Linked DNA regions of Homo sapiens: region 1 is linked to region 2. A link is a loop called in an ENCODE intact Hi-C map of the cell type or tissue named here. Cell type or tissue: endothelial cell of umbilical vein. All regions are shown on one strand.

Region 1 (5,000 bases), 170 kb before region 2:
CTGCAAGATGAGCTCTACAGTTGTGGGTCCTGAGCACCTAACTCCAGCCCAAAGCAGGAGGAAACTCAGACGCATCTTTCTCCTGCAACCTCCGCTCTGGGAGTCAGAGGAAGCCAGACCACAGGCGAAGCAGGAAGGGCCGGGGAGTCACTGCTCCTGCCCCAGGCAGCTGGGGAGGATGCAGCAGCTGGAGATTCACAGAGGACACTATAATTTAATAACCACACACCACATCTGAAGTTGCCAGGAGCTATGAGAGGGGCAGCCTGTGGTTTCCAAGTGTGGTGGTCTGAATAACAATCCCCTTCTCCCACCCCTCCCTTCCACACAGACACAGCCAGCCAATACTAACAACAGAAGCAGCAGCAACAGCAGACACAGAAGCCAGCATTTTTTTTAGGGCTTACTAAGTGCCAGGTGCTCTATGGCTTCTTCCCAACCACTGTATCCTGTAGACATTAACACTCCCATTTTACGGATGGAGAAACAGGTGCACAGAGGCTAAGTTCAGGGCCAGGATCTGAACACAGGGAATGTGGTTTCAGAGCTCCCCCTCTGACAATGAGTCTATGCAACCTCTACTGTATTTATTCATTTATTAAGCACTGAGCTGAGCACGTCCCAGGGGCTACCTCGTTTGATCCTTTCAACCAGCTTAGTGAGGGTTAGAAGCACTTTCAACCACTTAGTGAGGTAAGCACTATTATTATACTCATCTTTCAGTTGGAGAAACTAAGGCTCTGTGAAGTTAAATGACTTGCCCAAGGTCCACTCTGCTATATTCCCCTTCCATCAACCTCTCTCAGACAAAACCACAAGCAGATGGCCCATGGCTGGACCCACACACTGGACACATCCATTCATTCGGTTCACTGTCACCTCCTCTGTGCTGGGCAGTACCAGGGCAGAGCAGGACTCCCAGCCCACAAGGCATGAAAATGTGTGAGAGGTGCCAGGACACAGAGGAGTGTGCACAGAGCACCTGTAGGGCAGGTGGGCGCAGGCCTTTTGACGCACATGAACAGGAGCGTCACCTGTGGCAGGAGTGGGATGCCTGGATGGGGGACGCAGAGGGAATCCATCACACAGGGCCAGACAGAGACGGACACACTGAGGCTCAGGCCCAGAACGGAAGGGCCTCACACTTGGACCCAGACACGTGATAGTGCACACATGCTCTTGTCATGTCACTCATGTGGTCTTCCCCAACTCCATCTGCCTCCTCTACTCCAAACACAGAAGAAGCATTTTCAGAGGATGCCACCCTTTGCCAAGGGCTCTAAACCCTATAAATCCACGCTGCTCCTGAGGGCAGGGGCTGCATGTGATTCTGCTGGTCCCTAGAGCCCAGATGAGAATGGATGCCTGGAAAGTGTTTGCTGACCTGAGCTGATCTGACTTCTCACACCAGCCAGGGCCCAGGGTCCTCTCCTTGCCAAGGCCAGCTCAACCCTTACATCCTACTCTAGGAAGCCTTCCCTGACTACTAGCTAAGCTAATGGGGCTGAAGCTTTAGGTCCTACACTTGCATGGGTGGGTACCTTTCAAGGTTCAATAAGTTAATTTATAATCTTTTTTATTTGCATAAATTTAAAAAATAACCTATATACTATCAGTATAATCAACATAGAGCCCATTTCTTACAAGATTTTAATTTTCACACACTTCTTAAGGAAGCTTTTTGTGGTATAAGTGAGGTGCCTAACCTGTACCCCATGGGTTCCAGGGCTGCATGGGGCTGGCCTGGCCTTTTTGCATCTTGGTTCTCCCATTTGGGTTCTGTACTCCATGAGGGCAGTGAGCCCTGCGGTGTTAAGGCTGCAGCAAGTTACCTACTTAACAGATGGGGGCAGTGAGGGCCAGGGGGAAGGATGAGAAAGCAGACCAGATTTCCATGGCTCCCAGAAGCCTCCCTGCAGAGGGGGTCAGCTGTCCTGGGGTTCAGGCGTTTGGGGTGTGGCAGTCTTGGAGGGAAGAGGCGCGGGGAAGGGCAGGGCTGCCCAGGAAGTGGGACTTTTGCCTCCCACAACAACGAAAAGCCTCGTCCAAAGGGTGAGAAGAGAGGCACCGCCCTCAGCCCCACATGTCTTCAGGGCTCACAGTGGCTGGCTGCCCCTCCTCCACCCACCTCCCAGGACTTGTCCTGCATTTCCTGTAAACACCGACACTTCCTCCCTGGGGAGGACCTGGCAGTGTTGGGGCCACACCCCGCGGCTGACAGAGCCCGGCAACAATGGCTGGCCCGGGGCTCCAGCTGGCCACTCCACACCTCAGGCCTTCCCAGGGACCCAGAGAAAGGCTACCCTTTCCTAGAGCTGGGGAGCCCAATGCCCCCATGCCACAGATGGACAACTCAAGGCTCAGAGAGGAGGGGAGGCATCTGTCCTGGGCTACACAGCAAGTCTACAGCCAAAGGCAGGGTTATGACTTGCTCATCTCTACACCTCAGCGCCTCATCTGCTGACCATGACACACTGAGCTCTCGAAGGTGAGAACACCCGGGAGGAGCTCAGTCTCCAGCCAGCCTGCCTAGATTTCCAAAACTTGGTTCTTTGCCACTTATCAGCTACACAACCCTGGGCAAGTTTTCTGTGCCTCAATTTCCTCATCAGTAAAGCAGGGATAGTAACAGTACAGACCTCATTAGGTTGCTGTGAGGATTTAGTGAAGTGATACATACAAAACAACGAGAACATACTGCAGCTATGTTGCTGTTCCTGTTTTTAATGTTTACTGAAAGCTCCAACCAGGACAGACTCTGAGTCTCCAGACCTCCATCCCACCAGGGATGCTAATTGGGCTCGGCTTTCCAACTTCAAAGCAGTTCAGGGTTAGAAGCACTGTTCTAGGAGTCAGGAGACTCTTGCTCTGCCAGTAACTCACCCCATGATCTCGGACAAAAACACTTCCCTCCTATGTGCCTCAGTTTCCTCAGCTATAAAATGGAGACTAAAACCCTGCTCTATCTCATGGGTGGCTGGGAGGTAAAATGAGACAACAGACAGAAAAGCACGTAGAAAAGTTCCAGTTGATACATTAGGTGTTTCGGGTGGGGGTCGGCATTTCCAAACAAATTGTCACAAAAACTCATCTTCGAGGATAAGCCCTGAAAGTCTTTATCAGTATGGTGTTAATAATCTGGCTACACTGACAGCTTATGTGTGCCAAGTCCTGGCCAAGTGCTTACCAGCAGGATCTCATTCACTCCTCGGAACAACTCTCCCAGCAGGCTATTATCATTCCCATATCACAAAACAGAGGGATGGAGGGGGACCACTAAGTTCAGTCTCCCTTGATTTGTCCTAAACCTGTTACCTTCAGCTCTAAGAACAGGCTGAAAAGGGTTTCCTTACAGCCCAGCTAAGATCTGCACAGCACTTCACAGTCTACAAACACCTCCACATATTTCATCATGGTTCATTCTTCCCGCAAACATGTAAGGTAGGCATTGTCACCTCCAACAAAGAGAAGAAAGCAAGGCCCAGGGGGGCTGAGTGACTGCCTGCGTCCCACAGTTACACAGTAAAAATGGGGTCTCTGGTCCCACGGTTGGGAAGTTTCCCCTTTGTATGACAATGCTTCTTCATCTTCTGCATGAACCAAGAGGACCTGGACAGTGGCTCCTGACTCTGGACCCAGCACAGGGACATGTCAGGCAACTCCCCCGTGGACCTGGGGTGCCGTGTGAGCAGTTTCTGAGGCCTGTGGCCGGGTGTCTGGAAGTATTTATGAGCTATGCAACTAAGCCTGCTTTTTCAGTCAGTAATTGCTTTGAAATATGGGTTCTGAGAGTTTGGCTGCAGTGCTAGCTGGCACAGCCTTCTCCCCACATGCCAGGACAGAGACCACGACAATAGAAAGCTGGGAAAACCACCCACCCCACAGACAACTCTGGCTTGGGATGAAAGAAAGCATTGGAAGAGAGGCAATGAGCTGAAAAATAGAGCCCCTGAGGATGGCACCCTCCTCCCTCAGCCCCATCCTCACTAGTACAATCTTTTGGCTCCCCAAAGAAGCCCCTGAGCCCCCAAACCACACATGCCTCTCCCACATTTCAAGCATTTTCTTCTTCCATGTGAAGATTGCACCAGCCACACGGGTTCAATTAACACGACAGGTGTGCCCCTAGTTAATGACTTGGGAGATAATTCCGACATGAAACAAGCTTGAAGTTTCATCAAATAGGGAAGAGGTTTTCTAACAATCAGTCACTTTTATGTCAATAAACCACGGGGCTTGGTGAGTTTGAGTTCTCATCCCTGTACTCACACCCAGTCCCAAACCCAGCCTCTGAGCAGCACATACCTCACTCCACATCCTTCATGTCTACCTGTTGGGCCACCTGTCCCCCAACTTCAGTCATAGCCCCTCTCCAGATTCTGAAATTCACACTGCCACTAGTCAGGGAGGACCTGAGGAACTTGCTTCTGTATCCCAGGGTCTGAACATAAAGTGTATTAAAGGCAGTTTTCAAACTGTAAAGTTCTATAAAACAAAGCACGTGGCAATGAACACTGCTCTAGACCTGTGGGGGGATGACTATGAAGCCCACCCCTGGGGATCTTGTTTCTGATGCAAAGTTCACCTTCAAGTGTTACCAGGCTCCAGGGTCTGGGTCTCTGTCTTGATAAACTCTCCCACATCCCAGCCTCAGTAGATGGAGTCTTGCTACCTCCACCCTGCCTGCATCACCTGTTCCTAGACTTCTTAGTTCAGGGAAACTTCTTAACGTTTCAGAGTACGGAAAGGAACCAAAAACTAAAACTGCAACAATGCAACAGCCTTGCAGCAGGAGCAAGAACCCTGCCCCAGGAGGTATTCAAGCACTGGCTTATTGAGAACTGAAGCATCTGGGAAGGGGAGGGGCATCCCCATCACTAAAGGTCCCTTCCAACCTCAAAGTGAGTAACTTCAGTAGTTTCAACTTAAACCTTTCAGAGTAAAATAAGTTAGGGGTCGATGTGGCCAGCAAGTTGAGGATGATTTCAGAATGCAGCTGG
Region 2 (5,000 bases):
ACACTGGAATCTCATGGTAGCCATCCTAGAGTGGATTCTCAAGGAGATTCACTGTGGTATCAAAGGGCCCTTACTGTGATGGGTCTCCTGACAAGACCCATGAAGAAACATAAAATTGACCATCTCTTTGACCCAGTTTTCCTGCTTATGAAAGTGGCACCCCAGGGGACAGTTTCAAAATGGGGGGGAGGAGTGTCAGGGAAGTTATCTGTATAAAGATCGATGTTTGTTAAACCATACTAAAAGATGCTTATAGCCACTTCATTCCCTATAGTGAAATAATGATGTACATTAAGCTGATGAACTATTAGGCAACAATTAAAAATAACTAGGAAGCTCGGTTTTAGAAATGTTAAAGAAAGAAGAACCAAATGGTGTGTATACACTGATTACACATTCCATGGAAACCTGTGCAGATCATAAGTTGGACACAGAGATACAAAGCCTTTTCTTTTTAAGGAAAAGGTGATTATTTTTGGAAAAGCAATAAAACCTGGGTTCCCAGCAAAGACAGTGGCACAGTTACCAGACTCACTTGCAACCTGGGAGACCTGGGCTGGGAGCAAGGTCCACTCTTGTATTTTTTGATTTTCAAAAACCGTGAACAACTATGGCTGTGCATGGAGAGGCTGGTGTGGGGTGGGGTGCGGGGAGGTGCTCTGTTCAACCGCAGGGAATAATGACCAAAAAAAAAAAGGCGGGGGGGAGGGGGAAGGAATGCAGTACACCCCACAGAAAATGCTTAAAACCTGGCCAAACTGTTACTAAGCATGTGAGCTTTCAGACTTAGGGAGAATGTGGCAATTAGAAATGTAGTGGAGGGCCGGGTGCAGTGGCTCACACCCGTCATCCCAGCACTTTGGGAGGATGAGGCAGATAGATCATCTGAGGTCAGGAGCTCGAGACCAGCCTGGCCAACATGGGTGAAACCCCATTTCTACTAAAAATACAAAAATTAGCTGGACGTGGTGGTGCATGCCTGTAATCCCAGCTACTCGGGAGGCTGAGGCAGGAGAATCACTTGAACCCGGGGAGTGGAGGTTGCAGTGAGCCACTGCACTCCAGCCTAGGCAGCAGAGCGGGACTCCATCTCCAAAAATAAATAAATAAATAAATAAATAACAAAAACAAAAGAAATACAGTGGAGAAAGAAGCTGTTTCAATTGAGGGTGGAACAGATGCAATATTTCTGGCCACTCCTACCACTGGACAAACACACACTTACTATGAGTGACTATATAGATGCAGCCTGGGATTTACTAAGAAACACCATAACAGAACATCGATAGGCCAGGTGACAGCTTTTCACTACAACACCTTACTTCCTTTGAACATTTGGATTTTCTAGTTTTCCTAGACAATGACCTACACCCATCATATCATTCCTGGCCTCTCGCCCCCAGTACACACACTTTAAACATGAAGATAATGTCCACAGCCCACCGGGGCAAAACACCTCACTCAGCCAGCTAACAGGGGCAGGCAGGATGACTGCAGTAGTTTCATCTACTCTCATTTTTTCAGTGGGTCAATGAATTCCTTTCAGTGATCATCACTCACCTTAGCCATGTAGTTTTTTATAGGAACTGCTTGCCGAATAACCGACTTAGTTCAATTTACTGACTTAAAAGGACACAGTATGGCATGGGCTACTCCAGGTTGTGTTAACTGTAAAGACCAGTACCCATCCCCGTTCCAAATTCTAAACTCTACTACCTCATCTGCATGTCACAACAAGGTCAGCTGAAAACCTCCCTGTGGGCTGCACTTGAGCTTTCACAGGGAATAAACGACATCACAAGTCTGGCAAATGTATGGCTAAACGCAGCAGGAATCTCATGTATATGGATCTGAATGTTCTTTGGGAATTCTGCAGCAAATAAAATGATTTATTGAGCCAATTCAAACGAACTCTATCAAAACACACAAAGGCCTAGAGGAGAGATTACAATGAACGTAAATAATTCAAGGCAATTTTTGATCTAAAGCATTTTGCTTAGCTCTACAAAGGCATGAATGAGGTGTGGTCACGTTTTTGTATAGGAGGTTTTGCCACTACTTGCTCCCAAGTTAAACATGGCCACAGAGTATTGTGAATGTTTAATGTATGCCTGGGAAAAATTTATTGGCCAATACTTTAGTTACTAATGGGAGGATTATGTATAGTCGGACCATAAAGCGTGTAAAAGCAGATCACTTAGAGCCGCTCTGTCCAGGACAGCAGCACTAGATGCATGGGCCCTTTGAGCACCTGAAATAAGGTTAGCATGACTAAGGAACTGGGTTTTATTTTTTCAAACTTGATGTTCAATTCAGTTACTGAAAAACTTTACTATGTTTAACTATCTTTGGAACAACTTGGATATGAATTTGTGTTTTTCAACTGCATATTTTACAAAATCTAAATACAGATCAAGTATTCCTGATGAAACGTTAGCATCCAAATTATGCTATAACCAGATACACAGTGAGTTTTGAATTCTTAGTGTGAAGAATAATTTTAGATCTCACTAATAATTTGCATATATTGAGTACATATTGAAATATTTTGGATATGCTGAGTTAAATAAAATATGTTATAATTTCACTTTTTAAATATGGTTGCTAGAAAATTGAAAATGACACTCTGGGCTTATTTTTTTTTTTTTAATTTTGAGACGGAGTTTCACTCGTTGCCCAGGCTGAAGTGCAATGGCGCAATCTCAGCTCACGGCAACCTCCACCTCCCAGGCTCCAGCGATTCTCCTGCCTCAGCCTCCCAAGTAGCTGGGATTACAGGCATGCGCCACAGATTTATTTTTTATTTCTGTTGGAGTGTGCTGTTTTAAGAGTATGGAGCTGACATTTAAGAATTCTAATGCCATCTGCTGGATACACTGGTACAAGACAGGCCCGTGTCACAGTAAGACTGTGATGGTGTGTCAATACTCAAAGAACTGGATCTGAAACAGAAAAGGGCTCACAAAACACTGAACTAAATTATACTGTTAAGAGGGGATTATAAATAGGTTTATTTAGTTTTTGAAATCCCAGAGAAAATGTGACTCACAGTTATCTTCAGATAACAGTGACCATGAGCCAACGAGCATAACTGCTTCGCCGTCCACCCGGGTGCTGCAGGCATGGATGTGGTCACCTGGGATGGACCCTTTGTGATGCTGGCTCCCACACCTACAGCTCTTCCTGCTGCCTGCCTTGTCTCTGTCTCCCTTCTCCTTTCTACTCCACAGTCAGCCTCAAGTCCTTCTGCTCTGGGTTACACACACATCCTCTTTCCATCTTTCTTTGTCTATTCATTGTTTTTTTTTTTTTTTTTGAGACACAGCCTTGCTCTTGTTGCCCAGGCTAGAGTGCAGTGGCGCGATCTTGGCTTACTGCAAGCTCCGCCTCCTGGGTTCATGCCATTCTCCTGCCTCAGCCTCCTGAGTAGCTGGGACCACAGGCACCTGCCACCACGCCTGGCTAATTTTTTGTATTTTTAGTAGAGACAGGGTTTCACCGTGTTAGCCAGGATGGTCTCGATCTCCTGACCTCGTGATCCGCCCGCCTTGGCCTCCCAAAGTGCTGGGATTACAGGCGTGAGCCACCGTGCCCAGCTGTTTTCTTTCTACCCTTTCTTTTTTCTATTTTTCCTATGATTCTAGCATGTCTAATAATTCTATTTTTCTTTTTAGTATTCCAATTTTTCTTTTTGTCTCCTCCCTCTTTATCCTACAAGCTGTTTCAGTAGGTTTTGTAGTTTTAGCTCTTACATTTAGGTCTTTGATTCATCGTGAGTTGATTTTTTGTATGTGGTGTGAGGCAGAAGTCCAAACCCATTCTTTTGCATGGAATATTCACTTGTCCCAGAACCATTTGTTGAAAAGACTGCTCTTTCCCCACTGGATGGTCCTGGCACCACTGTCAAAAATCAATTGACCACGGATATATGTTTTATTTCTGGACTCTCGCCTCTATTCCACTGATCTATGTGTCTATTCTTATGCCACTACCACACTGTGTAGATTATCGTAGCTTTGTGGTCAATCTTGAAATCAGGAAGTGTGAGTCCTCTTTGTTTTTTCTCTAGATTGTTTTGACTATTCTGGGTTCCTTGCATTTCCATGTGAATTTTAAGATTAGCTTGTCAATTTCTGCAAAAAAGGCAGCTGGGTTAGTTGGTTTTTATGTGTATTTATTAAAAAAAGCAATTACCCGATTAGGCTGACAGAATGATTAGGCTGACCATTAAAAGGACTGGCAACTTTATCCTCAGAGTTTAGAGGTAAGTTTGTAAGAATTCAGGATGTTTGTCTAAGATTGCTTGATACTAGGGCAACAAGACTGAGAGCAGAGGGCACTAAAAAGACTGTCTAGGGGTTAGACATCAATTGTGTTTAAGTCTGAGATCTGCCCCTTAGGTACCATATGACCCTGCACAAGTCATCGACCCCTCCACACTCCAGTGTGTCATCTGTAATGAGGATGGGGCACTCCCTTCCACACTGCAGCACTGCGGGAACCGAGACAATGCCATCGCAGAGGACCTGCAGGGGACAGGCTACTTCACTCACTCCTCTCCTTCCCACTCTTCAGAGAACAAGGACTTGTGCTACTGTATTCTCACAGCACTCACTGGCCTGGGAACCAGCTGTGGGAGCCCTATGGGCCTGGTCATCAACTCTCAACTGCTTGTGTGCAGCTGTAGGAACCCTCTGAGGTGTGGCAGGTAGAGGATGGGGTGGGTGCCCAGGCACACTGCTGACTTTCTGGAGCCCTGCCCACCCCCAACCCTCTCCTTATTACTAATGACACGGGAACCCACCTGCTCCACTGTGCAGCCCCAAGTCTGATCCAAGTCAGGCTCCTGAATGTGAGGAAGCCGAGCATGGGGGCGACAGGGAGGTGGGATGCACTGAAAAGCTCTAACCATTGCCGCTAAGGCACATCAGTCTCTGACCAGGTCCAGCAGCCTCCACGTACGTCCCAGTCCTTCAACACACATTTACTGAATGCCCACT

What was found. Peaks named below come from ENCODE experiments on the same cell type or tissue, not always from the same donor. Only the 100,000 strongest peaks of a DNase experiment are listed, where the experiment ranks them.
Region 1: a loop joins it to region 2, with 3 times the contacts of the local background. A loop is called at or near these places in 1 of 110 quality-filtered maps.

Annotation. Positions count from the first base shown.
Region 1 is chr3:14,845,252-14,850,251 of GRCh38, reverse strand. The region is part of intron 1 of FGD5 (FYVE, RhoGEF and PH domain containing 5); the gene reads right to left. Among named protein-coding and RNA genes, the nearest start is that of FGD5, 29 kb to the right of the region's middle. RefSeq lists an enhancer at 1,996-2,290. In endothelial cell of umbilical vein, no CTCF peak of the experiment used is centred here; no DNase peak of the experiment used is centred here; H3K27ac peaks cover 243 bases.
Region 2 is chr3:14,671,813-14,676,812 of GRCh38, reverse strand. CCDC174 (coiled-coil domain containing 174) reads right to left here. Exons shown (of 11, transcript NM_016474.5): 11 at 4,158-5,000. It overlaps C3orf20 (chromosome 3 open reading frame 20), which reads right to left and starts at 1,672. Exons shown (of 17, transcript NM_032137.5): 1 at 1,561-1,672. RefSeq lists enhancers at 3,111-3,160, 4,486-4,695, 4,630-5,000. In endothelial cell of umbilical vein, a CTCF peak has its summit at 2,881 (motif pointing left); a DNase peak (open chromatin) is centred at 2,872.